Linked DNA regions of Mus musculus: region 2 is linked to region 1. A link is a loop called in an ENCODE intact Hi-C map of the cell type or tissue named here. Cell type or tissue: left cerebral cortex. All regions are shown on one strand. Each heading gives the region's core, and the rest is flanking DNA. Links, peaks and the distances in the headings are about the cores only. Region 1 holds the start of Gm39902 (a long non-coding RNA gene). Region 2 overlaps Dcdc5 (doublecortin domain containing 5).

Region 1 (15,382 bases), core at 3,748-11,747:
ATACAGTTCTTCTAACTAGAGATGAACACAAATGTTCATTATACCATCAGCTTTTTAGTTCTTAATCTATGCATTCTTGGTGAAAATTTGTTCCTAAAGAAAAATTCATTCCTTTTTTTTAACATTTAAAACATGAGTGTATAGTTCATAAATGGCTGCATATTTGTCTCAGTCACTGTTCCATTGCTGTGAAGAGATACCATAACCAAGGCAATGCTTATAAAAAGAAGCATTGAGGGCTTGCTTACAGTTTCAAAGGCTTAGCCCATTAACCATCATGGTGGGGAGAACGGTGGCCTGCAGAAAGATGTGTCAGTATCTGAGATCTTTATGTCCTTACCCACAGGCAAGAGAGCCTGGCATGGCTTTTGAAACCTCAGTGCTCACCACCAATGACATACTTTTCTAGCAAGGCCACCCCTTCTAACTCTTATCAGATAGTACCACCCGCTGGTAAACAAGCATTCAAGTGTATGATGAGCCTATGGGACCCTTATTCAAACCTTCACAGCAGTATTTCTGACTGTTAAAACTGGATAGATGTGATAGATAGACTTCTAAAAATGTCCCTCAAGAGAGTGATGGAAAGTTGGAGACGCTGGGGCATGTGGGATAGAAACAGGGCTTCTGGGTACTGATGAAGGCCGCTGAGAAGTCAGAATGGAAGCAGCCCCAGCACTTCTTACTAAAGCCTTCGGCAGGCTCCCGGAGCCTCCAAGCTGCTGCTGTTCCGAGTCTTAGCAGCTTAGAGTGCTTGGAAGCATGAAAGCCAGTTGGAATTTTCCAGTAAAATAGCATTTTTGTTTAGTAGGTTATTCTACACTTGCTTGCTTTTCTTTGATAAAATGTCATTTTCAACTTGAAATTAAATGTGCTTTCATTTAGGGTTTTTCTTTGGCCCAAGTGTCAGAAACCTAATGAGCAAATCACTAGATCTGAATGTCAGCTAATTGGTATCAAAACAGTTTTTAACTATATTTTTAAATTAAAAGGTAGAATTGTTTACTTTTTCTAATTTAAGGAAATGTTTTGCAGGGCTAAACTCTAGTTTTATCTGAATCCTTAGAATCCTTTGGTTTTAGTCATTTTTTTATTGTCTCTTTTTGTTCCTTTGTGTGAGTTAGGGCTGCACATTGCTTGGACTCTTGAGAGAAAACTTTTATTTGTTTTCTATCATTCTGTTTCCTTGCTGCAGGGCCTTGCACTGTAGCCCAGGCTGGCCCTGGACCTCTGCAGGCTTCGCACCACAGCCTTTTCACGCTGGGCAACATGCATGTGTTACCAGGCTGCTAAATTTAAAGTTTGGGCCATTTATTTTTACTTACAATGGGAGTATATTTCTAGTGGGGAAAAGGCTTTGTATAAAAATGGCTATATTAATTATTCCTTCAAACGTATCTGTTCTTTTTGTAAAGAGAATAACGTTTTCCAAGGGGAAGAGTCTCAACAGTTGCTGTGTGTTCTTTGTATGTATTCGGAGACCAAACATACCGTAGAGTTTATAGACAAAAGTATATCTGATCTTGAGTAAACTAATAAAGACTGTATTTTAGAAATAAACAATGCAGGCTTACTGTTTAATTTTTAAGTATGTATGTGAGAGAGAGAGAGATCTTAAGTACACTAATAAAGACTTTTAGAAATAATAATGCAGACTTACTGTTTATTATTTTTAAGTGTGTGTGATTTTGAGTAAACTAATGAGGACAGAATTTTAGAAATAATACAAGCTTATTATTTATTACTTTTAAGTGTGTGTGCACATGCATGTGTGCATGGTCACCTGTGTGGACACGTGTGCAGTGTGCATCGTATGTGTAGATGTGGATGCCCAAGGTTGATTTGCTTGTGTCCTCAATTGCTTGCCACTGTTTGCCGAGGTTCTGTGACTAGCTGGCCCTGGAGCTTGCTGATTGGACTGTTGGAGCTAGCCAGCTTGCTCAGGGTCACCAGGCCTCCCCTCAGCTCTGCGGTTGCAGGTGCTGGAAACCCAAACCCATCCTCACTTGAGCAGCATGCACCTTAGCCTCTGAGCCATCTTGCCACTGAAAAGAATACTTCTGTTATTTGCTATAGATTTTTGTTGGATGGTTAACAAGAACATTTGAGTCTTTGAAAAGGTTTTATTCATAAATCCATATCCTAATCTATGATCACACCCATCTCACCTCCAAGGAGTTAATTAAAAGTTGCACTGCAGATCAAGGGTGTGTGCGTACCCGGACTGTAAAGCTTTCTGTAAAGCTTTGCTTTGCATTTGACTTGTGGCCACTCTGGGAAAAGCTTATGCTGCTTACTGGAAATTAATAGGACACCTTAGTTTCTGCTGACATCTGCTGGTGTCTGAAAATAAACATCACAGACCCAACACCTTACAAACCTGGGAGCCAAACAACCCTCTTGTTGTGTAAAGTGGTTGTATTCGGAATTGCCACAGTGATGCAAAACAATCTAGTTTTTAGAAACTAAATGAATACATTTTGGGAGTGAGTGCCATGGGATGGAGGTCAGGGGACACCTGGGTCCCCTTCTCTTCTCCCACCCTTCCATGGATCCTGTGGGTCCAGCTCAGGACACCAGGCTCTTGCCAGATGAGCCATCTTCCACTTTTCTGGTTGGTAATGTTGCCAGAGTCTTTGTGGAATAAGCACCCCAATACCAGTGAGAGGGGGAGAGATGTTAGTTACTGCTGGGTGAGAAGCAGGCTTGCTCCTGAAAGGCCTTGGTATTGGGTCCAGCTTACATTACTCTAAAACCATGGGCAAGATTTTACAGAAGTGGAAGTAGCAGTCAGAAGCAGTCATGGTTTGCAGCCCACCCACTGTTTGAAGCGCTTCTCCAGGATGTTCTGTTTCAGGTAGCAAGTGAAGTCAGGCTTGGCAACAGTGCTTTCAGTCACTAAGTAGATTAATAAATAAACAGCTAATAGTTGGCCTTTGCCTTATACTACTTCACTAAGAGTTACTATCGTTTATATTGAGACATCTAGTCAATTATATAACACACAAAATTGAATCTGCTTCTCTGGAGAACAGTAGCTGACAGTAACCCAATTAACATCTATCCCAAATTAGTTCCCAGTAAGACCCTAGCTTAAAATGTAAGTAAAAATAAACCCTTACTAGATTTTCTTTTATACAACAATGTAGGAAGCACATATTGTGGTGACCTCTAGCCATAAAGTTATTTCGATTATGAATCATAATGTAAATATCTGAAGTGCTGGATGTGTGATAGACCCACAAGTTTGAGAACCACTGCTCTAGAAGTTTTGATCCAATCTGACTGACCCAAGTGTGGCTGTTCCAAGTTTCCTTTCTTACCACTTCAAGATTCACTTATACCTGCGCACTGTGATGCCTGCAGGAACCCCCACCCCATCCCCCAACACCTGCATCTGGGTTTATGAAGAGGAAACATTTTGACTTCATTCTCTTACATTGAGAAAGTTGCCAGGCATTAAGTCGGGGATCAGGGATTTCAGCCAAGTCCCTACATCTCACCCTCTATTTTGCATAATACGGGGAAAATGCCTTTCACTATATCAGGTCAAAAAAGAAAGATTTGATGTACATGCCCTGGCTTAAAAATCATTGCCTGCTACAATGAATGGATGGATGGATGAATGAATGAATGAATGAATGAATGAATGAAACAAAATACAATAAAATAAAGAATGGCAGCTTCTGAAAATGCCCACCAGGTGGGGCTGGAGCGATGGCCAGCGGCTGCTCACGAACACTGGCTGTTCTTCCGGAGGACTGGGACTGTGTTTCCATCACCCACATGGTGGCTCGGCTGGCAACTGTAACTCAAGTTTTAGGGGTCCAGAAGAGAACATCAGGTCCCCAGGAACTGGGGTTACAGATAATTGTGACTTTCCACGTGGGAGCTGGAAACCCTGGCTCTCTGGAATAGCAACAAACGAGCTTAATTGATCCAGCCCTTCCGGGCTTGTTTGATTTTTACGTGAGTTTTAGGGATTGAATTCATCTCCCAGGCCCCTTTTTTATTAGCTTTATCTTGAGCACATCAGCGGTAGTTCAGTGGTGGTTTCCAGGCCCTGTGTCAGTCCTCTTTCATGTTAACACTTCCTTTCGTTCTCGAGAAGCCTTGATTCTACTCTCAGCCCATATGGCTCAGATGGGTTCCCTTTAGTGCATCTAGTGTGCATTACAAAGCCTGGCCCGGCAAGGGTATAACATCGAATACCACTTGAAGCCAGGGTGAACTTGATAAAAGTGAACACATGACTAGCCAGGCTGCTCAGAGCCAGTGAATGGTCAGTCTTCTGGCTAACTAGGATACATGCTCTTTTTCCAGAGGAATGTTCAACTTCCACGAGACTGGGCTTTGCATTGGCTAAAACTCAGTTCTAAGTCAGATGAACAGCAATGTTTTAATAGCTCAGGCTGATTAATTAGCTTCTTGGGCAATTAAAAGTATATCATTTGCTCCGGTTTGTGATTTATTAACACAGTTCTAGAAAATTACACTGAAGCGTCAACAGCTCACACGTTCTTCCCTCTGTCCTTGTCACATCTCCTTGAAATAATACAGATGGACGCAGTGGAGTACAGGATAGGCAAGGTAGGCAAGGCTGAGTGTCTGGACCCAGCTGTCTGAAGCTGAGCCTGGCACTGCTGTGTGGCACTGCTGTGTTCATTGTCTCCTTTGGCACCTTGGCCATCCAGCATTTGAATACAAGGCACAGGCCGAAGGAAAGCCAATTCTGAGCATTCCCATGGAGTTCAAGTGCAGAGTGGCCTGGTTAAACACACACCCTTTGGGGGGCATTCATATATTTTAGGAAAGGAAAACAAACAGCTATGACTTTCCACCCAAGTCTTCATTCTTACCCTAAATCTTGGTCAAATCTTCTCCGATCTTAATTTGACCTCTTTTATGCAAATGTAGCGTGACCTGGAGTCATTTACCCTGAGTGACTATAGCGCTGCAACAACACTAAGACACCTGCAGAAAAGCTATCCAATATTAGTGTTTTTCTTGGCCCTGCTTCTGAAGCACTGGGCATGTTTGAAATTGTTTGCATGCTCACGGTGATCTCTCCATAACCCTGTGCTTCACAGCCAAAGCTCAGTCCGAAGTCCAAGGAGCAGGAATATTTAATGGCTCCATCTGAATTAATGAACTTCTCAGGAAACTAATCGTGTATCATGGACTCAAGTTTGTGATGTATGATCCAAGGCCAGCAAAACTAATGGCAGCCCCAGCAGCTCACATTCCTCTTGCCTCTGTCCCTACAGCTGCTTAGGTCTGAGACATTGACAATGGCAATCCGAAGATGTGGCTCTTACCAAACCAAAGGGAACTCTGCAAAGTGCAACGTGTTATATGTCATTTCCAATACTAATCCTGCCAAAAAGTCAAATGTTCATGGTGTCTCAGAAAGCAGACCGTACTTAATATCCACGGTAGGGATGTTTATATGTTTTAGTCTTCTAGTATGTATAATGTGCTTTTACACTGCCCTCCCCATTTCAGGTTTTTGAGATTAAAGCCACAACATCAACACAGTTCTCATCCCAAAGGAAGTAAGAGATGGTTTATTCTAGAGTCAAGGATGGATGACCTTGACCCAGGGATTCGGATGTAGATTAGCCCGAAGGCCAGGTTTAAACAGGTTATGAAGCTTTTATAGGTACTGACAAAGAAAACCATAAACTGCTTTTCAAATGCATTAGCAGAAACGCCAGGTAAGTCATTTGCAGCAAAGTTGAGGAGCCTCTCCAGGCTTCAAATGAGACCCAATGACAATCTTAACCTCTGGATCAGGCTGATTGTGGTGTGGGGTCTGTTTGTACATTCCAACAGCACTTACCTAATGCAAGGTTGTTAGGTCTCACACACACAGGTAAGCAGTAGATCACTAAGGGACCAAGATAGCCCAAGACAGTTTGGCTCCGCTCCAGCAACATCCCAGCCTTTTCAACTTTCCCACCGTCTCCGACGCACTGGTCATTCAGCCTTCTAGAACATTTCATCTGAGCACAGCTCTTCAGGAACAGCCCTGTGGACTGTCTTCAGCGTGAGTTTCATAACTTCATGTATTTCTGCAGTTTCTCTTCCAAAACAACTTTGGGAAGATATCATTGTGTAGCAGTAGCTGAATAATCCGTTCTAATAATCCACTCTGCTGTGGTCGCTGATCAAATACACTCTTAACTCCCCAGCGGCAGAGGTGTGTCTTCTCGCCAGCTGCCTGATGTTCTAGATTCTCGAATGAAACACACACACAAAACCTTATATTAAATATGCCTTAAACAGCTCAATGGCTCGGCCACTTCATCCTCCATATTGCTAATACACTCTCCCTTCTGATATTCCTGAATTACTACTTATTAAAATGTGCATTCCATCTTTGCTACCTTAGACCCAATCGGAGAGGCTCCCTGGGGCCACTCCTCCCCAGCTCTTACGTGGCTATATGCTTTCTCTCCTGCAGCTCTCAAACCTGATCCTCCTGCTTCTCTGGCATGGCAGTACTAACTCCTTCTTCCAATGGTTCCCTTGCCCAGGAGTACTGCCTCTGTCTCCCTGCCCAACTGTTAGCTGCCAGCAACTTTATTTACCAGTTAGAACCAGCTGGGGGCAGGGACCCTCAACTGTCTCACACGCTGGATTCTCACGCAATTTGGGAACCCATAATGCAAGCATTAAACCAAAACAACATCACTGCTTTCATTAAAAATATGTCATTTTAAAATTCGGATGAACTTAAATAAATCCTCCGTTTGTTATAACTTTGCAATCATGGAAAACGTAATCAAAAAACAAAGCAGGCGAGTTTCAAAAAATAATGTCTTAGACTATTCAGGCTACTATAACGAAGGATCTTGGACCAAGAAGCATACGAACAAGAAAGTTTGAGGGCCTGGTGAGCTCAAGGCTGGCGAGCCCATGGAAACACTCTTCTGAGGCAGATATAACTAGTTCTATTTCTGTTACAGTTTTTCAGAGTGGAAGGGGCAGGGGGCATCTCTAGAAAAGACTTTTTAAAAGGTCCCTAGTCCCATTGGAGAAGACCTCACCTCCTGATACTGTCATGGGAGATCAGACTTCAACATAAGAATTTAGGGGCAGCATAACATTCAATCCATGATGCTTCTACTTCATGGACTTTTATGCTTCAAGATTTAATTTGTTTTTGTAGACCTAATACTGAATTAACATTTCATACATACTGAGTCTAATTTAGCCATATACTACCTTTTATAAATCCTTCTTCATTTATTTGGTTCACTCTAGCAAAAGCAAATGTGTACACCATAGATTAAGCTGCTTATCAATAACCGAGATTGTTTCTCACTGTTCCTGAGACCGGGATGGCCAAGATCAAGGCACCAGCAGATTCTGTGTGTGATGACGGACCACAGATACCTTGTGTCATGGAGGACCATGCTCCTGTGTGGGTCATTGTCATCTTAGTGCATACGGGAGTGGAGCTAGAGGGTCCTCTGTGGCCTCCTGTATAGAGACACAGTTCTGTCCATGAGTGGTCACCTCTCAAATGCAGAGGCGAGAATTTTCCCCACGTGAGTCTGAGGAAAGGATGTGAGCCTACAGCACAGCAGCGGATCCCCACCCGCCCACCCTCGCAGTGTCTACTTTCACAGTAACAGCTTTTCAGACAGGGAAACCAAGGTCCACGGACTTTGGAGAAGACCAAAGAATCAATAAAAGTGCTGTCCATGTAAGCACAAGGACCTGAATTTGATAGCCAGGGCCCACATTAAATAAGTAAACTATAAAGCCCAGTGTAGTACTGCCCACTTCTAATCCCAGCGCCGAGGAGGAGACAGATGGAGGGTGCTGCCAGCCAGCCCGTTTTGGTGAGTTGCAAGCCAAGTAAGACAGAGAGAGAGAGAGAGAGAGAGAGAGAGAGAGACAGAGACAGAGACAGAGACAGAGACACAGAGAGAGACAGAGAGACAGAGAGACAGAGACAGAGAGAACTTGCCAAGGGCCATCTGGATTACAATTTAAAAAGAAGGCAATCAAACGCGGCTTGTTTTGCTCCACAGCACCACTGTTCAACAACACAGACTGTGTTCTTTCTTCACTCACCCTATATGTGGAAGTTCTTTGTACTTGTTGGAGCTATTTCATTCCGGTGACTTAAGTATTCCCAAGGTAGGATTGCTTCCGGTCAGCCCTGTGCTTCTTTCTCTTCTCGTCATTTATCCACCACCACATAAGTAAGTGGAAAGTTCTGTTTCTCTGCTTTCCCCGAGGACTCACGCCAAAGAATACACGACAGTCATTATTCAGCATGAACTGACCATTTTTTAAATTTTTGTTCTGCTTTAAATCTATCACGGTTGCAGAGTGCTAACCTTTCCAGTAGAGGGCGATGTTTCGTTACAAACCTACACCATTTTGGCAAAGTATGGATTTAGAAAAGTAATTTCTTTTGGAGAGTCAGAATGTCATTTCCTTTAAATGTTTTAGAGGGACCGGTGTTCCTTCTAGATGTTATGTGGAAAAGGAGAAGGGTGCTTTTATTCGCCTACATCATTTCTCCATGAGCTGCTCTTCCAACTAGAAATGCCAAATATTCAACTGAAGCCAGAACCAATTCATTGTTTAAGGAGGAATCCTCTAAAACAGCTCTTCTCAACCTGTAGGTCGTGACCTTGGGTATACCTCTAGCTCCAGAAAATAGTTACATTGCAATTTATAACAGTAGCAAAATTACAGGTATTTTTGAAGTAGCAACAAAAATAATTTTATGACGGGGGGGGGGGGGGGCGGTAGCGGTCACCACAACATGAGGAACTGTATTAAAAGGTTGCAGCATTCAGCATTAGGGAGGCGGACAGCTACTGTCCCAGAGGACAGAGCCTGCACCTCGGCATGGCATCGGATGAGCCTGAATTTGAACACTGCATCTATAACTCTGGGCTTTGACTTCAGACAACTTACTTGGTTTCCAGAGGTCCCAAATGTCTTGCTTGCACAGTGTAACTAGCAATAGCTTCACTGCAGAGACAGCGTGGAGGAGAAATGTGATCCCAAGAGGGAACAAAAGCAGGTACTCAGTAAACTGGAAACTCCTGTTCAGTAGAAATAGAATTTCCAGGTCAAATACAGAACCCTCGGTTAAATGTGAACTTCATTAACTAACAGAATTTTCTCAATTGTGTCAAGCAATTTTTAGATTCACGTACAATGATAAAGCTGAAAAGGTTATGTTTATCTAAAATTCAAGTTACCTGGCTATCAAGTTTCCTAAATTGACAACCTTATACAGAGAACTTATGCACAAAAGTCATATAACTTTTTTTTTTAACCTAGAGACTTCACTCCGAGCATTTTAGAATGCCATTACTTAAGAATTTGGTGTTTCTATGATCTGAGGAAATTAATATAGGTGATATTTTAAAGTTTTGAATATGATGCCATCCTAAGCAAAGTTAAATAGCACTGTCCTTTAAAGTGTGTCTTGGTCACTTCACTGCCCACCACAGTAAACATAATGTTGTTGAGTGAAAACCTTTAAAAGGTGTTAAACTCAGTCAGATTTAGGAGAGAAAAAAAAAAGATCCAGAGATGAACCAGACTGTGGGATCCTGTGGGTACACACACCTCCAGTCTCTTTTCTCTGCCCCAACCCCCAACCCCTGCCCTCCATCCCTGATAAAGAAGTTGACCCCTTCCTTTGAGTAGGAAAAGTGGGTTTGACCAGAAGTGACTGTGGTTTGGGGAAACAAAGAAAATAAAAGGAAGAGTGGTGCTACTCTCTTTTGTTTTCTCTAGCGGATGGGCTGTCTGCCCGCTGCAGCTCACTGCAGTCTTAGGGAGGGCAGTGTCCCCTGCAGCCTGGGCCCTGCTGGGGCAGAAGGGAAAGTGGGTGCCTTTGTGCAGCCAAGACAGGTTCCTTGGAAGTGGGACACAGTGCTTGCTTTCCTTCGTCATGCCGCCTGCTTCCTGGAAGGCAGAAGAGCCTGAGCCGGGAAGGGAAGGCAGCCCTTTCCAAAGGGGCCAGCTATGGTGTTCTTCACCTCTCCCTGTGCTGTTGTAACTTTGGTCTGAGACCCACACGCCAGGCCTGGCTGACACAGCCCCAAGACCCAGACTTGTTGGGCACCTCACAAAATTTGTATAATTTTTTTTTAAATATAGACAAATGAGCAAGTCTGGGGGTTACCTTCAATTTAAATTTGAGAGTAAATATATGACTCATCTCTGCATTACCTGGGAGTCAGCTGCTTCTTGGCAAAGAGGATCTCTGTGAACGAGCCCTGTTGGTCTCACTCCTTTGCAGGCTCAGCCGCACTCTGGCTGGCACTCAGTAGGTGCTTGGTAAATATATGTTGACTGAGAGGACGAACTTGGGTAGTATATCGAGACTACAGCCAGGCTTTTGCATATACATATACCCAGATTCAGATGGGAATACACAGGTGGTGTGCAGGCTAGCCTGTTTCCTGAGCCCAAATACTTCACCTCCAGTCACTCATTTGCCACCAAGAAATTGACTCTGCTCTGTGTAACACTTGGATGGCATGTCCTTAGAAATAAGGACGTGGGATGATGTCCCAGGGCCAATGTTAAGATAGCATCAACACTCCAAAGATCCATTGCTTTAGCAGTCCGGTTACTTAGATGTCAAAAGCTACACAACTCTATAATTTCCTGGGTTTCTCTCATAGGAAGTATGAATTCGTATTTACTTACCCCAGATCCCTAGATGACAGGCAACTGTATTTCTAGCATCACTTCAGCAACTGTTCAAGGACATTGACAGTCTCTTATTGTCTTCTTACCTGATGAGGTGTCTCATCAGGTGAGAAATTATCATGATTGGGTCTTGAGACTTCAAGCGTACTTTGTGTTCCGTCTTAGCTTTGTCTCTTTGAAGGGAACCAGTTGCTGATGGTTCTCCGTGTGTTAACACCAAGTAAGCTGTGTTGGGTGAAAAAGCTCACAAGCTAGAGGACTTAGAAGGCATGATGGGCCACTTCGTCCTGGGCAGCTGGAGGGTGTGATGGAGCGGCTGTATCACTACCGGACCACACAGGATGGGGCTGAAGGAATGGGAGGCTCTTGGAGTAAACTTTGTTTTTTTTTTTATTGGGTATTTATTTCATTTACATTTCCAATGCTATCCCGAAAGTCCCACCCACGCTCCCTCACCCACCCACTCCCACTTCTTGGTCCCGGCGTTCCCCTGTACTGAGGCAGATAAAGTTTGCACGACCAATGGGCCTCTCTCCACTGATGGCCAACTAGGCCATCTTCTGATTTATATGCAGCTAGAGACACAAGCTCGGGGGTGGGGGGGTGGAGGGGGGTACTGGTTAGTTCATATTGTTGTTCCACCTATAGGATTGCAGATCCCTTTAGCTCCTTGGGTACTTTCTCTAGCTCCTCCATTGGGAGCCCTGTGATCCATCCAATAGCTGACTGTGAGCATCCACTTATGTGTTTGCTAGGCCCCGGCATAGTCTCACAAGAGACAGCTCTATCTGGGTCCTTTCAGCAAAATCTTACTAGTGAATGCAATGGTGTCAGCGTTTGGAAGCTGATTATGGTATGGATCCCGGATATGGCAGTCTCTAGATGGTCCATCCTTTCGTCACAGCTCCAAACTTTGTCTCTGTAACTCCTTCCATGGGTGTTTTGTTCCCAATTCTAAGAGGGGGCTAAGTGTCCACACTTTGGTCTTCGTTCTTCTTGAGTTTCATGCATTTAGCAAATTGTATCTTATATCTTGGGTATTCTAAGTATCTGAGCTAATATCCACTTATCAGTGAGTACATATTGTGTGAGGTAGTAAACTTTGAATGGAGTCCTTGTTCTGTCACTTGACAGGCAAGTGACCCACAACAAAGAGCACTCAGTCTGTCTAAGTCAGTTTGTCATATAAAAGATGTCATACCTGCCTTTCAGGAGGTTGTTGGAGGGACCCAGAGAGGCAGTGAAGATTGCCTAGTAAGGCCTCTATGCAAGTGTTAGAATACATAATAATAGTGGCCCAGTAGTGAACAACGCTAGACTCCTGGATGAGCAAGGGCTACCTGAAATTACGGTGATTTTTCAAAGCCACTTGAAGAATAAGTGTACACATGGATAAAGTGTTGTTTTAAAATAAACTGTACACAATAAACGTTCCTCTGCCTCCATGACAAATAATCTAATTGAAGGACGTGGGTCACCTGCAGATAGACCCTAGTTCAGCTATGTGACTTTGGGGAAGGGACTACATATGTACTCTGGGTTTGCATTTGTGAAAAGTGTTGCTATGCACATCCAGCAGTAATGCAGGCAGAGTCAGGTACACACATTTGCCATCACTGTCTTTCCCTGACTCTCAAAGACCTGTTTGTCTGGGAGGATGCAATGCAACACTTACGAACAGAGATCAAGACACAATGCAGCGGTTGTAATAGGAAATGAAGAGAGTGCATTCTGGAACCAAAGGGTATCGAAGTCACGCTTACTTGGAGGATCAGGGAAGGCTTCAGGAAGGACAGACGGCAGTTCTCCAAAGACCAAACATCCTGGATAGAAAAAAGAAAACCAGAAATAAATGTGAAAGTAAGACTTGGTTAGAATTATGCAACAAGAGTGTGCACTTGGAGACTGAAGGGAGAGTAGGGGATGAATCCAGAAAGGCAGGTTGGGATCATGATGTGATGGATCTGGAGTGCCCAGATAAGGATGCGGCAGACCATGGGCAGAAGACACAGATGGGTTTTAGGAAGTACAGAGGCAGGAGAGTATGGGGCTGGAGGAAGGAGCCAGAAGCACTAAGGTGGTGAGTGGCTTTGGTCCCACTCACTCTTCCTGGGTCTCCTGCTCCTGCTGCACAGATTGTCTGGGTGATGGGCATCATTTCCCCAAGTATGAAGACGGAATTATCAGTTTGTAGCATCCTCCCCCACCCCCATTCATATCAGTAGTTAAAGGCATTTCCACCCAGCTCACCCTGTGGCACTAACTCCCTCCCTGGTCACTCCTCTGCTCTCCTAGCATCTGAGCAAAGGGAGGAGAAGGGCTTTGCTAGTGCAGCCTTTGTCCCATATCCTTGCACAGGATATGAGATGTACGACTTCCCCCTTGGCCACCTTCTGGGGAGTGTTTCCTTCAAGGCTTGCTATGTTTTCATGCCTTATCTGTAACTGTAGCTTTATCCCCAGTCCTGGAGAAAACTACCTTGGTACTCAGAAAACTGCACACCTTAGTTACAGCATGACTACAGAGGACAATTTTAAGGGCTCCTCTAGGAAAGAACATCCTCAGAGGGTCCTTGGTTTCAGCTGTTCTGTGAACTGGCATCTTAGCTAAGCTTGACCATTTACTATTGATCCTTGGAATAGTCAGATCTGAAACTGAGCAGAGGACCAAATACTTGTGGGCAGGAGTGACAAATCCCTACGCTGGAACCAGGTAGAAGCTGGGTTCCCTGCATGGAAAGGAAGTTGATCAACTTCCAGATAACAGGAGGTGCATTAGCAACCTTCCTCACTGCAACAAAGGCAAAATGGTTGCAGCTGACAACTTAGTGGAGGAGCAAGGGCTTCCTTCGGCTCGTGGTTCAGAGGGAAGGTTCATTGTGCCAGAGGTGTGAGGCCAGAACATGGCAGAAATGCGGGGGCTATTCCCATCATGGTGCATCGGGAAGCAGACCCTTGGAGCCAGGGGAAGAAGATAGCCTGCCTCCACATTTCACAGCTGCTAGTAGTCCACAGCTCCAAAGCTTACAGATCCTCCCAAAATATGGCCACCGGCTGGGGACTAAATGTTCAGACATGTGAGCCTCTAAGGGAATTTTGCACACCAATTATAACAGAAGTCATGGTTGAACCTGACCCCAGCTCTTTTCTCTAAAGACTGGCACCGCCCTCTTTCTGTGGAGGTTATGGGAGATGCCTTCATATTCCCTTTGCTTGGTCTTAAGCTATTTCATGTTGAGTTTCAGTCCATATACCCATGTTCTCCCCTGGACTCACCAACCAAACTTCCACCACCTGTCCACTTCTCCTCAGTGTCTTGGGTTGGAGCAGATAACCTCATCCCGGATCACTACTGCAGGCAGCACATACACTCTGCATTCCATTCTCAAAATGGTTTTTGATCGCCATTTTGAACAATTCATATCAAAAGGCAAGACAGCCAGGCATATATAACTTAATATTTAAAGAATAGAAAACTTGGGTCCAGATAACCTAAATAACTTGACCAAATACTGTTAGCTATTTTCTGCCAAATCCTAGACTGTCAGAATTTGCTCCAACTGACACCATTTGCTTCTAAATTCTGTTCTTTTTTTATGATACTTCCTTGCATTGGGAAGAAACCCAATGCTTATAATGTGGGATATTGAAAAAGATAGTACAGAAGATGATGTGGCCAAGGGTCCCTCCCAGGGTCCTCGGAATTCCAGTTAAGCAGCTGTCTTCCTCCTATGATATAGGACACCATTCCTGTGTTTGCTGAGAATGGTGGCAAAATTAGAGTAAGGAGGTGAGATACAAAGGGTTGGACAAATCAAGGGAACACTTCCACTCAAGATAGTACAGGGCTTATCTTGGCCACAAAATGTGGTCAGAGCTGAAACTTTCACACAACAGAGGTGTATGACATACTGCATGAAGTCAACACACTTCCTCTAGGCTGTGTTGGATAAGAAATCTGAGGATAAACAGGTCCATTCTGTCAGGCCTGGCATCTAGGTATCATCGTTCTCACACCTCTGGTCGGTACCTTCAGGTATAACTGGTTTCACTGACTAGCCATGCTTTCAAGAAACCTATTTTTGCTTTCACTCATACATGAGAATCTCCTTAAAAGTAGACTCGGGTGTAAAAAAAAAATTCTATTGGAAACCTAGTAAAAGCTAATCTCATAGATAATAATAATAGATAGATAGGCAGGCAAACAAATAAATAAATGAAAACCAATGTTTTGAAACCAAAAGCAGATCAGAGAGATGATCCATTTCACGTTGGATTTCTGTCACTTTTGACCAAAGGTCCCAATTACTGTACCCTCACTCCTTCCTAGACTACCCATCAATCAAACCATATCCATCCTGTTTCCATTCCTTTTGGTGTCTAAAGGTTTATTGGATCAGAAAATAGAAACGGATGGAACTGGAGTAGCTCTCTCAAGGTCATGTGGCTCACGGATAAAGCAGCCTGGCCAGAATGCAGGTTTTACAGACCTCCCCTACCTATTCCACCTCACAGTCACCTACACGAAAATGAAATCTTTCCGTCCCAGCTATGAAGAAGTTCTAACACAAATTGTTTCATGCATGTATGAAACGTTGGCCACTTGTGAGTACTTCTGCAATGATGACTTTAATATTCACTCAGCAAATGTCATGACTAGACTGCATATATTGTTGAGA
Region 2 (15,382 bases), core at 2,770-10,769, 600 kb after region 1:
ATGAAATAAATACCCAATTTAAAAAAGATTATGTTATTGATCAAGAAAGCACTTTATAGAAAGATTATTTGACTTTCTCCTTTCCCAACAGTATGTGAATTTGCCTACTGCTTTTGTGTTCTTACCAAACATGCCTAATATCTCCCAAAACACCAGCTCACTAAATGAAAAACAGCAATTTGCTGACAATTTAATATGTATTTCATTGATATTCCAAAAGTCTTTTTTAACAACTCAGCTGAATATACAACAGAAACTGGATATTTATTCTAATTCTGTTGTTATTGAATGTAACTTTTTTATACAATTATACCATTATTGAGTTATCTCAAGTATAAATAAAAAAATAATTTCAACTTAACAACTTGTAAGCCGGCATGTTAGCTCTAAGAAACCTTGTCATGAAGCCTCAAGGAACGTTACAACATACAATAACTACTCTACCTGGTAAGAGATTGGTAATCAGGGAGTCCTGATCATTAACTTAATGGGTCAGACAACAGAATTCCCCCCAAGGTCTGGAAAACTAAAGGCTAAATTCTAAGGCAATTAGAAAGGTTTTAACAGCATAACCTGATATTTTAACGTGTTCTCACAAAGTTACTATTTAATACATAAAATGATGAATCACTTGCAATTAAAAAACATCTCAAAAGGTAATACAAATTACCTTATGATTAAGCTTATTCCTTATAAAAACAGACACATGGGGAGTGATATTAATATCTGCAAGTGATATAAAAATGATTAAGGAACCAACTGAATGTGGTGCCACATTAGGCTTAACCTCACTGTGGCCTGTGCTGAAGGGGGCACCTGATAAGAAGCATGGAATGTCATGTGTGCTATGTCTTCAGAATAAATGCCTTGCCCTTGTTTATGAGGACAGAAGACATAATTAAATAAGACTCAGAATCCATACTGATTCTGTGTCCTGATTTTGGACTCCTAACTAGAAAATTTCTTCACGAAAAGCATGGGATAGAACAAATGTTATGTGGATAATCATTCTGCTAGAGGGAAACTAGGGTGGAGCTTTCAGAAGGTAAAGACAAAGCTGGAATTTTCCTAAGCCATAGCTTGGCCTATCAAGGAAAACACAGAACTATTATAAATATTTGGTTATAAGGAAGGACGGCAGAAAAGTGCTTCCTGGATCTTTGTACAAAACTCAAATAAAGCCTGCATTAAAGGTGCTGTAAGTGGGTCACTTAGAATTACTACTGTCCAATTAGTCTAAAAAGATGGAACAGGTCTTTTCCTCCAGTACCCAGGGGTCCTTGTCTGTGCTTCTTACAGGTAAGTCTAGGTGCTCCTCGCAGCCCTCTCCCCAAGAGGTTGCAAGCTCTAAGAATTCTGTTGGGAGTGTTTCTCATTCTTGCCAGTGTGGGAATGCAGTAACTGCCCCCACTCTAGACTATCAGCAAGCCTACAGTCGCCATTGGTCAGAATGAACCAAATTGAGAGGAATCTCAATATGCTTAACTTGAGGTCTAGGCGGGGTTTTATAAAAAGACATTTTAGCGCTGACATTCAAGATAACCTTCTATGACAGCTCTTCTTTTGCTCTGTAACAAAGAGGCACAGAGCTTCCCTGCAGCTTTGAGAAGGGTCATGGCTTCTTGTTGGCCTGTGCATATCTTACCTGAATGATAACTGGATAGCCACGGGCTTCATTTTTAACTTTGGTCATAGACACTGCCAGTACAAGGTCTGGGTTACTCACCAGGTGAAAGGTCCTTAAGAAGACAGAATCAGCCCCATTATATAACATATTTTGATCAATGTAAATGGAATTTCTATACATTTCTTCTATGGGGAAACCCAGGTCTCTTTATGTCTTACCAGTTAATCAAAACAAATAAGTTATGATATCCTGATTTAGATATTATCAAATGTCCAGTATAATAACGTAAGTAGAATTTATAAATAATAGTTCATGCTTCATCATAGTTTAAAAATTCCTCATAATTGATTTTTCCTGATCAAATCATGGTATGGTTTCTGTCTCTAGATTATAACCACACTGATGTATCTTTATGGTCCATGTTACTTTTACTGAGAAGTGTCAAAGATGATGAAATGAATTTTACAGTTATGCTACCTGGGATGGAATCCTGGGTTCATGTCTTCATATTATATGGTGATAATAACTCAATGCTTCAATTTACCCATCTATGTATTAGAGTACTGTGTATCCCATGGTAGTCAAATGAGTTAATGCATGTAAAGTAAATATTATAAGGGAAATCATTAGTTATAATTATGCATTGTTGTGGCTTTTAAAAATATTTTACTGGGGCACTAGTCATGGTCCACCAGTCAAGAACACATGCATTGGGAGGCTCCAACCATCTCTAACTCCAGTTCCAAGAGATCTGACACATTCTATGCCCTCTTATAGGCACCTATACATATGTGCACATACTTACACAGAGACAGACACACAAGGAATAAAATAAACCTTAATCTATACATTTTCTATTAAATCCCCATGTTTCCAAAGGAGACTTCCCTAAAGTCCAATACATATGATGAAAATGTGAGTGTGAACAAACCTATGCAGGTCGGAATAGGGAGTTGAACACTTTGCAGCTAGAGTTGTAAGCCATCAGATGTGAATGTTAGGAACAAAGCTCCAGTTGTCTGGAAGTGTGGAAGTGTTCTTAACTGCTTGGCCATCTTTTCAGCCCCTATGTTGAATTTTTAAAAATTTATTTATTTGTTTGTTTATTTATTGTGTGTTTTGCTACATGCATGTGTAAACACCATTTGCATGCTTGGGTAGATGGAAGTCAGAAGAGGGTACTACATCCCCTGGAACAGGAGTTCTGGGAATAGAAGCAGACAAAGGAGGGAGACGGAGGGTGAGGGTGAGGGGAGAGGGTCAGTGAATAACCGGGAGGAGTTGGAGGAGGGAGAAATTATAATCAGAATATGTTGCATAAAAATCAATTTTAATTTAAAACAGCAATCATGGGAACTCTATCACAATCCAGAAAGACAAGGCAGAAAGTTGCTCTAAATTTGACACATATCTCAGTAGCTCTAGGATTCCAGTTCTACAGGAACAGGAATCTTGAGCATTTTTAGTTTTTTGCTGAAGTTCCATTCCTAAAACAACGCTTTCAATAACCTGTAACATTAATCTATGGTGGTGAGGGTGCAGGATGTTGTTTCGATTTTTCTAAATTTGCTGAGACTTGCTTTGTATGCGAAAATGTGGTCAATTTGAAGACGTTCTCATGGGCTGACGAGAAGAAACTCTATTCTTTATTTTAGCATTTGGCTGGGATACTCTGTAGCTGTCTGTTAGATCCATTCGATTTATAATATTATTTAACTCCAGAGTTTCTTTATTTAGCTTTTTTCTGGATGACCTATTGGTAAGAGTGGGCAACTGAAGTTATCCACTGTCACTGTGTCAGGGTCGGTTTGTGATTAAAAAAAAAAAAAAAACCACAATAGCACTTGTTTTATGAAAATGGATGCCCTGTAACATCCTCTTGGTACATTCTTGCTTTAATGCATACATAATGTCGGCTGAATGAGTGAATTATGGTCCATATAGCTAGTCACTTGTAGAACAAAAAGCCTATTCTAGCTCCTCACCACACAGACAGCATAGCCCTGGTGGATGGAGTAAAGAAACACGTCTAGCAGCTCTGTCCAGCTTCGCCAACACACAACCAATGGCTATTGTGTGCTCTCTATTGTACACAGTAGAGCAAGCTCTGTTCCTGCCATGTCAGGATTGCTGATGCTACCTCCATGGACTTTTTCAATCTGCCACAAAGTGCAAAGGCCTAAGCCATGGGCAGTGCTGATATTTAGAGAATACAGTGGAAGTCACAGCTCCTTCCCATTAAGAAATGTTTTGCTCAGCTGCCTGAATATACATCCCTGAACAGTATGCAAGAGACTGAAGAGATCACTAGAAACCCGCTATATGTAATGGTAGAATTCTAAGTAGAGCAATAAAGAACAAACAGGAATGTTATTTTTCCTTGTTAAATTAACGTTCAAATGTACACAAAAATAAATAGAAATGTGCAATGAAACATCATGGAGCTAAACATTGTCAACATTCTGTCTTGGTTCATTTATGTGAAACTTGACTTTTTAATTTTTGCTAGAATTTATGATTTATTTACTTTTAAGCGTGTGTATAAATACATGTCTGCTGTATGCATGCACATGTGCATTCAGGTGCCCATGGAGGCCAAGAAAGATGTTGGATCCCCCCAGAGTTTAGACAGACAGTTTGGGACCGACTCTTCTGTGGGTTCTGGGACCTGAGCTCTGGTCCTCTGCAAGAGCAACAAATACTCTTAACTGCTGAGTCATCTCTCCAGACTTTTGCTAGAAAACCTAAAATAAAACCGATTGAAATAGCTTGGATTTTTATCTCTAAATATACACTTAAGTAATCAGGACCCATTTTCTATTTCAACATAACCACTGACCAGTGATCAACAAGATTAGTAATATTTCCTTAATAGAATCACATATCTAAGTTGTTTTAGATTTCTTCTGATCTTCTCAAGAAAATGTTTGTGAGAATTCTGCATCTGGACCAAAGGCCAGACATTGAATTAGGTTAGTACATTTGATCAATAATAGTAAGTCATGCTTACTGTATGAGTATAAACCACTTAAATTCTTTTCATGAATGAAAAACTGGGTAGGTACTTAAGTGGGGAGAGATAGGTAAACAAAGGTCTCCAAATATTTCAAAATTGGAAATGCTTTAGAATTCCTTTTAGATTTCTTTCTGTTGCAAACATAAATTAGATGAGTACCTAGTCTTGAGCCAATGGCCCTGTCAAATGAATAGAACACTTTTCTGAATCTAACAGCTGGTAAAGTTGTATGTAGCTTACCTAAAATTCGTACCTATCTCTCTGTCTCTTCTTTTACTAGGATAAAGAATTTTTAGCCAAGTGAAATAGAAATTCCGAGGTACTCAACTATATTCCTGCCTGCTGTGTGGAGACCACACCAGACCTCAGGATGTCAAGCCCAGTTTGATGTGTAAACCTCCCAAGGCAATGGGTTTACCTGCTGTCTGCCTTGTGTGTCCAATGTTGGCGACTTTCATCAGATCTCTTTTCCACCAAAATGACCTCTGTGCCTGAACAGGGTTTGGAGACTTGTACCCCCAGGACCAGCTGAGGAGCAGCGAGGCTGATGATTTGCCCATCTCTGTATTCAAACTCCTGGTGACACAGCTTCCATGATCTCCTATGCTTTGGGACATGGCTAAGAAAGGAAACTGTTAGTAACAAGAAAATGGCCCCTGGAGGTGCATGCACTGGAGCGCTGAGCTCTGCCGGGGAGACCTTCCCCGTGAGCTGTTAACCTTGCAGTGGTAAATATTCCAAGAGCACAACAGCAAGGCCACCCACAGTGTGCCCATAAGCTGGTATGAAAAGTAGAATCCCCGGGCTGGAGGGAGCATGCTGCTGCTCCTTTAGAGGGTTTGAGTTTGGCTTGCAGCATCCACCAACTAGTTCACAGGCATTTCGTACTCCAGCTCCAGGGATTCAACGCCCTCCACCAGCTTGCACTCACATATGACATACATTCACACACACAAACACACACACACACACTGCATGTTACTAAGAAAAAATTAAAGTGGACTCCTGAGCTTATTTTATGAAAGTAATGAATGTTTATCTAAAAGAACATTTGAAAAAATGTTCAGCTAAGAGAAAGAAAGTACAGACAGAAGTAGTATAGCAGAAGAAGAAAAGGCAAAAATCAAACAAAATGAGAGAGAGGAGAGGAAGTATGCAGGGTGGAAACAGAAAAATAATGGTGTTCTGTGCAAGCAGAAATATTTTTCCTTCTGTCACTTCTGGGTTCTGGGCTCCAAAGTTTCTAGTAAAGAATTATCATAAGAGAATAAGGATATACCAGGAAGTTCATTTAAGTAAATCTCTTCCTTAAGGACATTAAAATATTAAGCAGATATGTGACACAGTATAAATATCAGTCTACACTGACATTTTAATCTAAGTTGCTTCATTAAAGCCCCTGTTCTGTGCATGCTCAAATGCTAACTGCTAAATGTGTGGAATGGTTTAACTCACGTATGCTAGTAACCACTATAATGTTAAGCAAAATTCTAAAGATGAAAAATTACAACACATGTTATATCCCTAACATTTCACTGGGTCAGGAACAGAAAAAAAAATGCTTAAAAGGAAAAATTGTATTTTCTTAGATTCTTAAGGGAATTGGAGGCACCTTACTATAGTGTTCAGGCATTTATCCACACATGCATTCAATGAATATAAAGCTTTGAATTCTGTTCCAAGTTCTCAGGACTCACAGGTGGATGAAACTACTGTTTGGTAGAAAGAGTGTATCACATCACATACCAAGACCCTGCTCAGGATGAGCTGAAGGGTAAAGAGCCTCCCCTTCCCTCTAGTCCCAGATGCTTTGATCAGTATCACAAGACAAAAATGTACATGCTGGCACACACAGTAGCAAATCAAAGTAAAAATGTTAAGGAATGTACTTGTACCAGCATGAGGGAGTCCAAGGCCAGACAGACTCCACCAACAGAAATCCCTTGCACATTTTACCTGTGTTTCTTTGGGGGCTGCACATTTTCAAAGAGCTCTTTCTCTGCTTTCTTTGGAAGACTGCCATCAGCAGCAAGGTTGTACGAAGGGTCCTGCCAAGCATACTTGAGCGTCCTGCGACAGGCTTCCATGCGGAGGTGGGCTCTTGCATGAGAATCTCTGTTAAGATGCGGGAGCAAGGTCAAGGCTAAGAATGCTGATGTGTGTTCACGGGGTCTCCATGTGCAGCCTGACCACAGCCTACAGGATACTGGTGCTTCTGTAAATCACATTTTCACAGGGGTGTCTAGATTTGGAAAGCCATTCCTCACTAGTACACAATTTAGATCTTTTAGTAGAGGCCTACAAATAAAATTCCTCAATCATATAATAAACAACATGCATTTTTGCTATTTTGGTTTTGAAAAGCGGATCCATATATTATATTGAAAAGTTATATTAAGACCATTAAACAATTTCAACAATTCATAATGAACATGAAATGACACTCCTAATACCAGGGTAAAGTAGGTCATAGTTCTGCCAGAAGCAGTATAGTCCAGATGACTGAGTGGCATGTGTTATAGATGTTAAAAAATCTTATTCTCAGCAGAGGAATCTAAAGTGACTTAAAGCACAGCTGCACACGTGCTTTTTAATTGAGAAAATTACATGGAAACTCTAGAATATAATAGTGATAGTTTAGATGCTTAAGACACAGATGGGTGAGGTAGCGCACACTGTTCAGACCCACGGATTCTAAGCTCCAGGTTGCTGTTAGAAAAGCCTTGCTTTGAGTGGGACTTGGAAGCAGCATTATAAAGACTGTTTTGCCAAGGGTGGGATAAACACACAGGCAAAGCAGCAAGTGTACCTCAGGCCCAGCAAGCTACTGGGTAAATAGTGTTCCTTCTCTGGGGAATACTGTAGGCACTTGAGTGGTGGTGATAATTTGATGTAACTGCGAGCATTATGAAATGAGCAGAGTCTTCCAGGGCAACTCTGCTGCTAACACATGTGGCTGTGCACTTATCAGGGGCCAGGGCCAGCGCTGCTTATGGATATAAGATTGGAGTGTAGCCAAGGCCTCCTGAGCACAGGCAGCTTCCCACGCCACCTATTCCCAGTGGTTGAAAATACACCAGTGCCATCTTGTGTTGGAAATAGAAAGCACAGCCCTGTCACCCTCACCCTACTTGCAATTAATTCACCAGCCTTTGATATTCCTGGTAAGTCAAATGTAGTCAAGTCAGTTTTTAAGGAGCCTTTAAAAAATTATCTTGTTTAAATAATTAACTAACCAAATTGCTAATTTATCAGCTGCATCTCCATTAGTTACACATTCCTTTAATCAATATTTATCTAGCTTCTACTGTATGCGAGGTATAGAATTCTTTGTGTGGGGTACAGCAATAAACAGGACAATGATGCTCACATTGTGTTGGTAAGAAGAAAGATAATAGACAAGGACATGAGTGGCCACAGCTAGTGCTCCCCCACCCCCATGGAAGAACACAGCATACGGCAGGGAGAGTCACTGCCATGGGATCTGCTGTATTCTGAGACCTCTCAGAAGCTACACTAAAACAGAGGCCTGGGAAGAAATCCCCTAGACGAGGCAGAACACTCTAGTCAGAACCAAAGGCAAACAAGCAAAGGAGCAAATGGAGAATTCACCTGACTCACTGGAGGGAGAGTAAGATGCTGATGTGACAGGGTGAGTGGTTAGGGAGGAAGGGCCACACAGGGCTCAGAAGTCACAAAGGGACAATCTCTGCAATGTTGAGAAAATGAGAAGGCCATTCCCAAAGTCTGTGCTCTGAGTTTGCCTCCCATCAGCAGGGATGGGACCAGTGCCCAGGCTCACCCAGATCCTAACAGGCTTTGCCACCCATCTCCCCACAGAGCCCAGTGATGAAAACGGCTCATCCTTTAGCCCTGAAATCATACATACAAGTAGCATATGGATCAAGCAAGTTATACTTAGGGACATCCATGTACATACATATGCTCTTGTGATAGTGAAAACAGAAAGAGGCCCTGGGTTTGAAGGAGAGTAAGGAGGGACATTTGGGAGAGCCTGAATGAAGGAAAGGGAAGGGGGTAATGACGTAATTAAATTATAATCTCATTAGAAAAGAAAGAAGGATCTCTTGTGGATTTATGTCCTCAGAGTGTGCTCCACGGATGTCCTTCCTTAAGTCACCTCAAGCCGCCCTTGCTAGGTCCTCTATATATACAGACTGAAGGACTCCAGAGAAACTGCACGGTGACTTCTAACATAGAGTTTTCCCAGCAAAGACACACTACCAGCCGAGAAGGAAGAACATAAGAGAGGACATGGGACATGGAACATAAGTGAAGGACATGGGACATGGAAGCCAAGGAGGTGGGAACAAGGTGGTTAGACTAGAGCAGAAGAGCATTAAAAGGGCAATAAGGGAGGGGCAAACAAGAGTAACAGATGAAAGTATGGAAAGTCTGGAGCCAAACCCATGACTTTTCATGAAAACAAAAAATAAATTGAAAAAAAAAGCATTTAAATGACTAAAGAAGGCGATCTGCTCAGACATGGTTCAAGGAACTAGTGAAAATGGTGTCCAGAAGACAACTGGGTCCCCTCCCCTGTGAGTCAGGACTCAGGCCTGTTGGCGAGTTCAGCATGGAAGCATGCACAAGGGACAGAGATTTTCTTTCTTTTTTTTTTCTTTCCATTTTTTATTAGGTATTTAGCTCATTTACATTTCCAATGCTATACCAAAAGTCCCCCATACCCACCCACCCCCACTCCCCTACCCGCCCACTCCCCTTTTTTGGCCCTGGCGTTCCCCTGTTCTGGGGCATATAAAGTTTGTGTGTCCAATGGGCCTCTCTTTCCAGTGATGGCCGACTAGGCCATCCTTTGATACATATGCAGCTAGAGTCAAGAGCTCCGGGGTACTGGTTAGTTCATAATGTTGATCCACCTATAGGGCTGCAGATCCCTTTAGCTCCTTGGGTACTTTCTCTAGCTCCTCCATTGGGAGCCCTGTGATCCATCCATTAGCTGACTGTGGGCATCCACTTCTGTGTTTGCTAGGCCCCGGCATAGTCTCACAAGAGACAGCTACATCTGGGTCGTTTTGATAAAATCTTGCTAGTGTATGCAATGGTGTCAGCGTTTGGATGCTGATTATGGGGTGGATCCCTGGATATGGCAGTCTCTACATGGTCCATCCTTTCATCTCAGCTCCAAACTTTGTCTCTGTAACTCCTTCCAAGGGTGTTTTGTTCCCACTTCTAAGGAGGGGTATAGTGTCCACACTTCAGTCTTCATTTTTCTTGAGTTTCATGTGTTTAGGAAATTGTATCTTATATCTTGGGTATCCTAGGTTTTGGGCTAATATCCACTTATCAGTGAGTACATATTGTGTGAGTTCCTTTGTGAATGTGTTACCTCACTCAGGATGATGCCCTCCAGGTCCATCCATTTGGCTAGGAATTTCATAAATTCATTCTTTTTAATAGCTGAGTAGTACTCCATTGTGTAGATGTACCACATTTTCTGTATCCATTCCTCTGTTGAGGGGCATCTGGGTTCTTTCCAGCTTCTGGCTATTATAAATAAGGCTGCTATGAACATAGTGGAGCATGTGTCCTTCTTACCAGTTGGGGCATCTTCTGGATATATGCCCAGGAGAGGTATTGCTGGATCCTCCGGTAGTACTATGTCCAATTTTCTGAGGAACCGCCAGACGGATTTCCAGAGTGGTTGTACAAGCCTGCAATCCCACCAACAATGGAGGAGTGTTCCTCTTTCTCCACATCCTCGCCAGCATCTGCTGTCACCTGAATTTTTGATCTTAGACATTCTGACTGGTGTGAGGTGGAATCTCAGGGTTGTTTTGATTTGCATTTCCCTGATGATTAAGGATGTTGAACATTTTTTCAGGTGCTTCTCGGGACAGAGATTTTCTAAGAGTGAGTCACCAAAGCAGAGTTGTGAGCCATCAAAACCGTGAGTCGACAAAACTGCCTTGTGAGCGGGTGATACCTCTGGATGTGGGGAACAGAGTCCCAAAACCTGCCTGGGATGCTCAGGTGAGACCCACACAGCACCGAGTGCTGTAAACCCGATAACCTTAAGGACTGCAGGCCTTGGTGTGACTGATTCAGAACACAGCAGATCATTTTGCTCTAAGACATTTTCTTTTTTTGTCTCCCTCTGTTTTGTCTAAGTACGGCATGGTAACACAGAGGTCAGAAGAAACATTCTTCAGAAGAATAAAAGGGTTGTTAAGAAAGTTTGTCTCTGATTCTTTAACTTTCATAGATGCCACATGGGGGAAATTGGTTTCTAAAAGCAAAAGACACTTTCCAGTGACTGTGGTAGATCTGAGACATGGGCTAGATGAACCACGTGTCAGATTAAGAAAAGTGCTTCCCAAACCAACTTCCTCTATGCTGGTAACAAGATGAGCCAGTTATGGCTCAGCAGGCACAGGCACCTGTTGCCTGGACTGGCAACTTGAGTTTGATCCCCAAAGCCCACAGAGGGAGGAGAGAATTAAGCCTTTGTCCTCTGACTTCCACACCTGGGCTGTGAAGTACTCACATGCAAAATTAATGAGTGTAAATAAAAAAGGCTTATAACAAGGATACATGAATTTAGGCAGTCGTTGGAGCTTTGTTCTGGATTGAAGTCAATCACTTCCTTAGTCTGTCGGTACAACACATGATGCAGAGTCCCTTCCCACATGGAATTCCCAGGTTAGACAAGAAGGACCAGGGAGAAGAGGTCTAACAGGGACATCCATGCATAGCACTGTTGAAACTGATACTGATGGTGAAGTCACCATAGACAAGTATGCAACAAGAACTTGAGGCAGAACATGTATCTGTGGTGGACCTTAGAATTGTGTCACCTTCAGGCCACTGCTTGTCACCTATTAGAACTTGGTATGCTGGATGACTAGAAGAGATGTGCCATGGGGGAGTGACCATGAGGTACAAATGGGGGTCACTGACAGGCAGGGATGAGGGCAGCAGAAAGCGTATCATTATTCAACTTGTCAGGGTACACACTCCTCACTAAAGAACTGTGTGAGAAAAAAATCACGTATTAGCAAGGTAACAGTACATGGATGGACCTTAGATGACTTGAAAAAATTACTCTATGGAGAGCCTCCAGAAACCATTTGAATGGCTCAGAATGACTCAGTGTTTATCAGGACAGAACATGGTGAATTTAAAAAAAAAAATGAGAAAGAAAGGAAGGAAGGGAGGGAGGGAGGAAGAGGGAGGGAGGCAAAGAAGAAAAGTGCAATGCTAAGGTAATGTCTTTTTAAAAATCATCACATTGTGGCTACATCACTGCAGGTAGATGAAGGCAATGGTTCAAGTTCCGGCTCTATTTATCTGCTAGAAAACTAATTAAACATGGTGTCTTCAAGTGACCAAGTTTCAGAAACCCCTGAGTTCCCTGCTGGGCTCCACACTATTATAGGTGGATGGGCTGCAGTCACAGAACCCTGGTCCCTTTTGGGCCACAGTGATTACTTACAGAGTCTCTCTGGGAGCATCTCCTGTTATTAAAGCAACATTTTTTATCTGCCTCCCTTCTGGACCTTTCACTTGCTTCTCCTCTTCATAACTCTCTACAGGTTTATTCACAGCAAGCTTGCCCCCGCATACAAGGTCACTTTGGACTTCCAAAACAAGAGCTGAGAAGAAATAAAACAAAATGCAAAGACATATTACCTGTAACCATAGAGCCCTGGAAATTTGAAATACACACTCATGTGAATGCAAATCATTCAGCCAGTGGGTGTTCCTTTAACCAAAAGGTTGAACTTTATCTAACAGGATGCTCGCTAATTCTTTTCCCTCAAGATATTGTTAGAGAAAAGTACTACTAATAAGCATTTCCAAGTTTAATTTAATTATCCTCTATTCTAATTATTCAAATAAACTATAGGATATATATGATTGAGCCATATATATATGGCTCAATCATGAAATTCAATACTGTGAAAGATGCATGTGAAACCTTGGTGTTTAAATACACATCTGGGGTCATGACTTTTCCTTACTCTGATAGGAGAAAAAGGGACCTCACAAGGAAAAGTGAGATGCTACAGAGAAAAGGGGAAGAACGAAGATAAAAGTGGGGGGTGAGGGCTGGCGGACAGAAGCTAACAATGTGTTGTTCCTCTGAAATAATCTATCTTGGTTTATGTTTTTAGATAGGGCTTCCCTCTATCTTGCGCGCGCTCGACTGGGCAGGAAGAACTACGCTGCAACAGGATCCTTCTGCACACGTTTATTGGGAGAGCTTGATTGTAGAGGCGAAAAGACCCCGAGCCCAGAACTGGTGCTGCTTATATAGGCCTAGGAGAGGCGTGTCTCACATCTGATTGGTTAACTTGTCTCTCATCTGGGCAAAAGAACCTTCACTGCCTATGTATGTGTGGTGGCCAGCAGTAGCCAACTGCCACTCTGCAACTGCCATTCTGCAACTGCCATTCTGCAACGGCTTCCCACACCTCTAGGGACAGAGACTCACTGATCAGGCTAATCTAGCTGGCCAGTTAGTCTGTCTTTGCCTCCCCAGGGCTTGGAGCACAGGTTCTTGCCATGGCACTTGATTGTTCACAGGAGTAGTAGCAATCAACAGAGGTCAAAATAATCCTATTTCTCTATAGCAGCCTCACTGTGGAAATGCTAGGGAAACATCAGGACTCTGGCATGATCTATGCATATGGGCTTGGCTTTCTGAAGCTACAGCTATGACCTATCATTTGCCAAGATGCTTTCTGGAAACTTCCTAAATTAAATAAGAGTGAGATGGCTCTCTAGCCAAGATTTCAGAAGTAACTCAGAGGCCACTGCCTGGCTTCAGCCGGCAAGACAGAGCAGGAAGCAGGCTTAGCCAGGCAGGAAGCATAGAGGCCACTCAAAGTACTATCTGGGCCAAATGAATGAATCTAAGTCACCCCAGACATAGACACCAGCTTGGGAGCCCAGACACAAGACGATCTACATCCTAAGGTTTTCCTCTCAGCCAATTGGGGCTCTGAAGACTGAGAAGTCCTAAAGTCCTCCCTAAGTGATTGATTATATAAATGGATGGCACAACATTAAAACGTGATTGGACATTTAATCCTTTTTTCCTTAATGAGAATGCATGGGGTTCACAAATAGCTATCTGTCTGTAAAAGATAAAAGAGATTATGTTGAGTTTTTAAAATCTCTTTGCTCTTCCAAAGTATATTAGGTAACAAAATATGCAACCCTGTTAAATATATTTTAATAAATGAGGCTAAAGAGCTAAACAGCAAGATGCCTGTTTAAATAAACATGATTTTTAAATATAAAGCAATATCACCAGGTATGTTAGGACATCAAAGTATGATAACTTCAAAGCTTACCTTCCACCTTGCGCATGCTGCAAAAAGTTTTAATCTTAGAAATGTCAAACTCGAGGCTCCTTAGGAAGACTTGCTTCCTTTGTTGAGCAATGGAGAGGTCGGGATTGATCCAGTGTTCTCCACATGAAACATATACCTATCAAAGACAGGAGCGGGGGGTATGGTGTGTGAGGGGTCGAAGCGCCTTTATTCGAAACACCTCAAAATGGAAGTAATTGCAGCAATCGGAGAGAGATTGCAGTGGGAGAACGGCCAAAGTGCAGTGTCATGGAGTACCACCCAGTAATGAAGAAGAAGGAAGTGCTGAGAAAGGCACGGATTCTGCAGAGCACATGGAGGGAAGCAAATCTTAACTCCATGCGTTGTCAGATCCCAGGCCTCCTCCTTGCTTGCCAGCAGTTGCTTCCCTTTCATACAACGCAGCCCAGAGCAGCAAAAGTGCCTCGCAGCTTTTGTGCAACTCCGACTGAACCACAGTCACTTACAAATAAAAAGGTTTTCAAATAAGTTTTCTTATTTGGCGGAAGGGAAGAAAGGAAAGAAGGAAGGACTGAAGTGCAGGTCTAGTCAGATGCTGCCAAACTGTGACAGCGGCTGATGTGGGCTGATGGTGCTATTGGTAAATACGGCTTCACTGGGAAAGAGGCTTGCACGAAGTCAACTGCTGGTGTTTCAGTGGAGACCACATCGTCACCACACCCTAAGATCTTCACTACCTACCCCTTCCTGGAAAAAAATTACGATCCCCTTGCATAAATGGACACTGAAATATTAATGTAGGCTAGAGACATGGCTAGCAGTTAAGAATATGTACCAACTCTTGCAGGGCTAGGATCCTGGCATCTACATCGGGTGGCTCACTAGCACATGTAAATTAGCTCCTCTATGGATTCCAAACACATTGCACAGATGTGTGCAAATCACATCACACAGAGACAACACCTCCCCCCCCCCCCACTAAATCCTTTTTTGCTATTTGTATGCATATGCTTTTAAGGCTGGTCACTTTGACTTAGGTAATCAATAAGGGGCTCGTCTCCCAGCAGTCAGCAGTTGCCTCAAGTTCTTTGTTCAGGCCTAGAATCCCATGCACATCTTCTCCTCCAATGTTAACATGTCTATTGATACTGCCCTTGCTCTGGTCTTGTTTATGCATATACACACAAACACACATATTTGTATGTTACAATAATTGTAGTGAGGATCGCTTATAAGCAACATCTGTCAATAAAAAAGCCAATGGCCAATGAGCTGAGGCAGGAAATAGGAGGTGGGACACTGGCAGAAAGAGAGGATTCTGGGAAATAGAAGCACAGGAGATTCATCTGGGAATGGAGGTCAGAGACATGGATGCTGAGCAGAGGTAACCAGCCATGTAGAGGAACCCGCGATATA

Evidence for each region. A loop is a pair of places that touch in the nucleus more often than their neighbours do. Peaks named below come from ENCODE experiments on the same cell type or tissue, not always from the same donor. Only the 100,000 strongest peaks of a DNase experiment are listed, where the experiment ranks them.
Region 2: a loop joins it to region 1, with 8 times the contacts of the local background. A loop is called at or near these places in 26 of 42 quality-filtered maps.

Annotation. Positions count from the first base shown.
Region 1 is chr2:106,948,794-106,964,175 of GRCm38, reverse strand. It overlaps Gm39902 (a long non-coding RNA gene), which reads right to left and starts at 8,395. Exons shown (of 2, transcript XR_866636.2): 1 at 8,089-8,395; 2 at 5,542-6,238. It overlaps Arl14ep (ADP-ribosylation factor-like 14 effector protein), which reads left to right. Exons shown (of 5, transcript NM_001025102.2): 5 at 1-1,647. In left cerebral cortex, for the core only: a CTCF peak has its summit at 8,354 (motif pointing right); DNase peaks (open chromatin) are centred at 7,840 and 8,316.
Region 2 is chr2:106,348,406-106,363,787 of GRCm38, reverse strand. Dcdc5 (doublecortin domain containing 5) reads right to left here. Exons shown (of 24, transcript NM_177844.2): 10 at 13,988-14,123; 11 at 12,121-12,280; 12 at 6,600-6,758; 13 at 5,062-5,262; 14 at 1,646-1,739. Among named protein-coding and RNA genes, the nearest start is that of Gm36036, 54 kb to the left of the region's middle. In left cerebral cortex, for the core only: a CTCF peak has its summit at 7,737 (motif pointing left); a DNase peak (open chromatin) is centred at 7,696.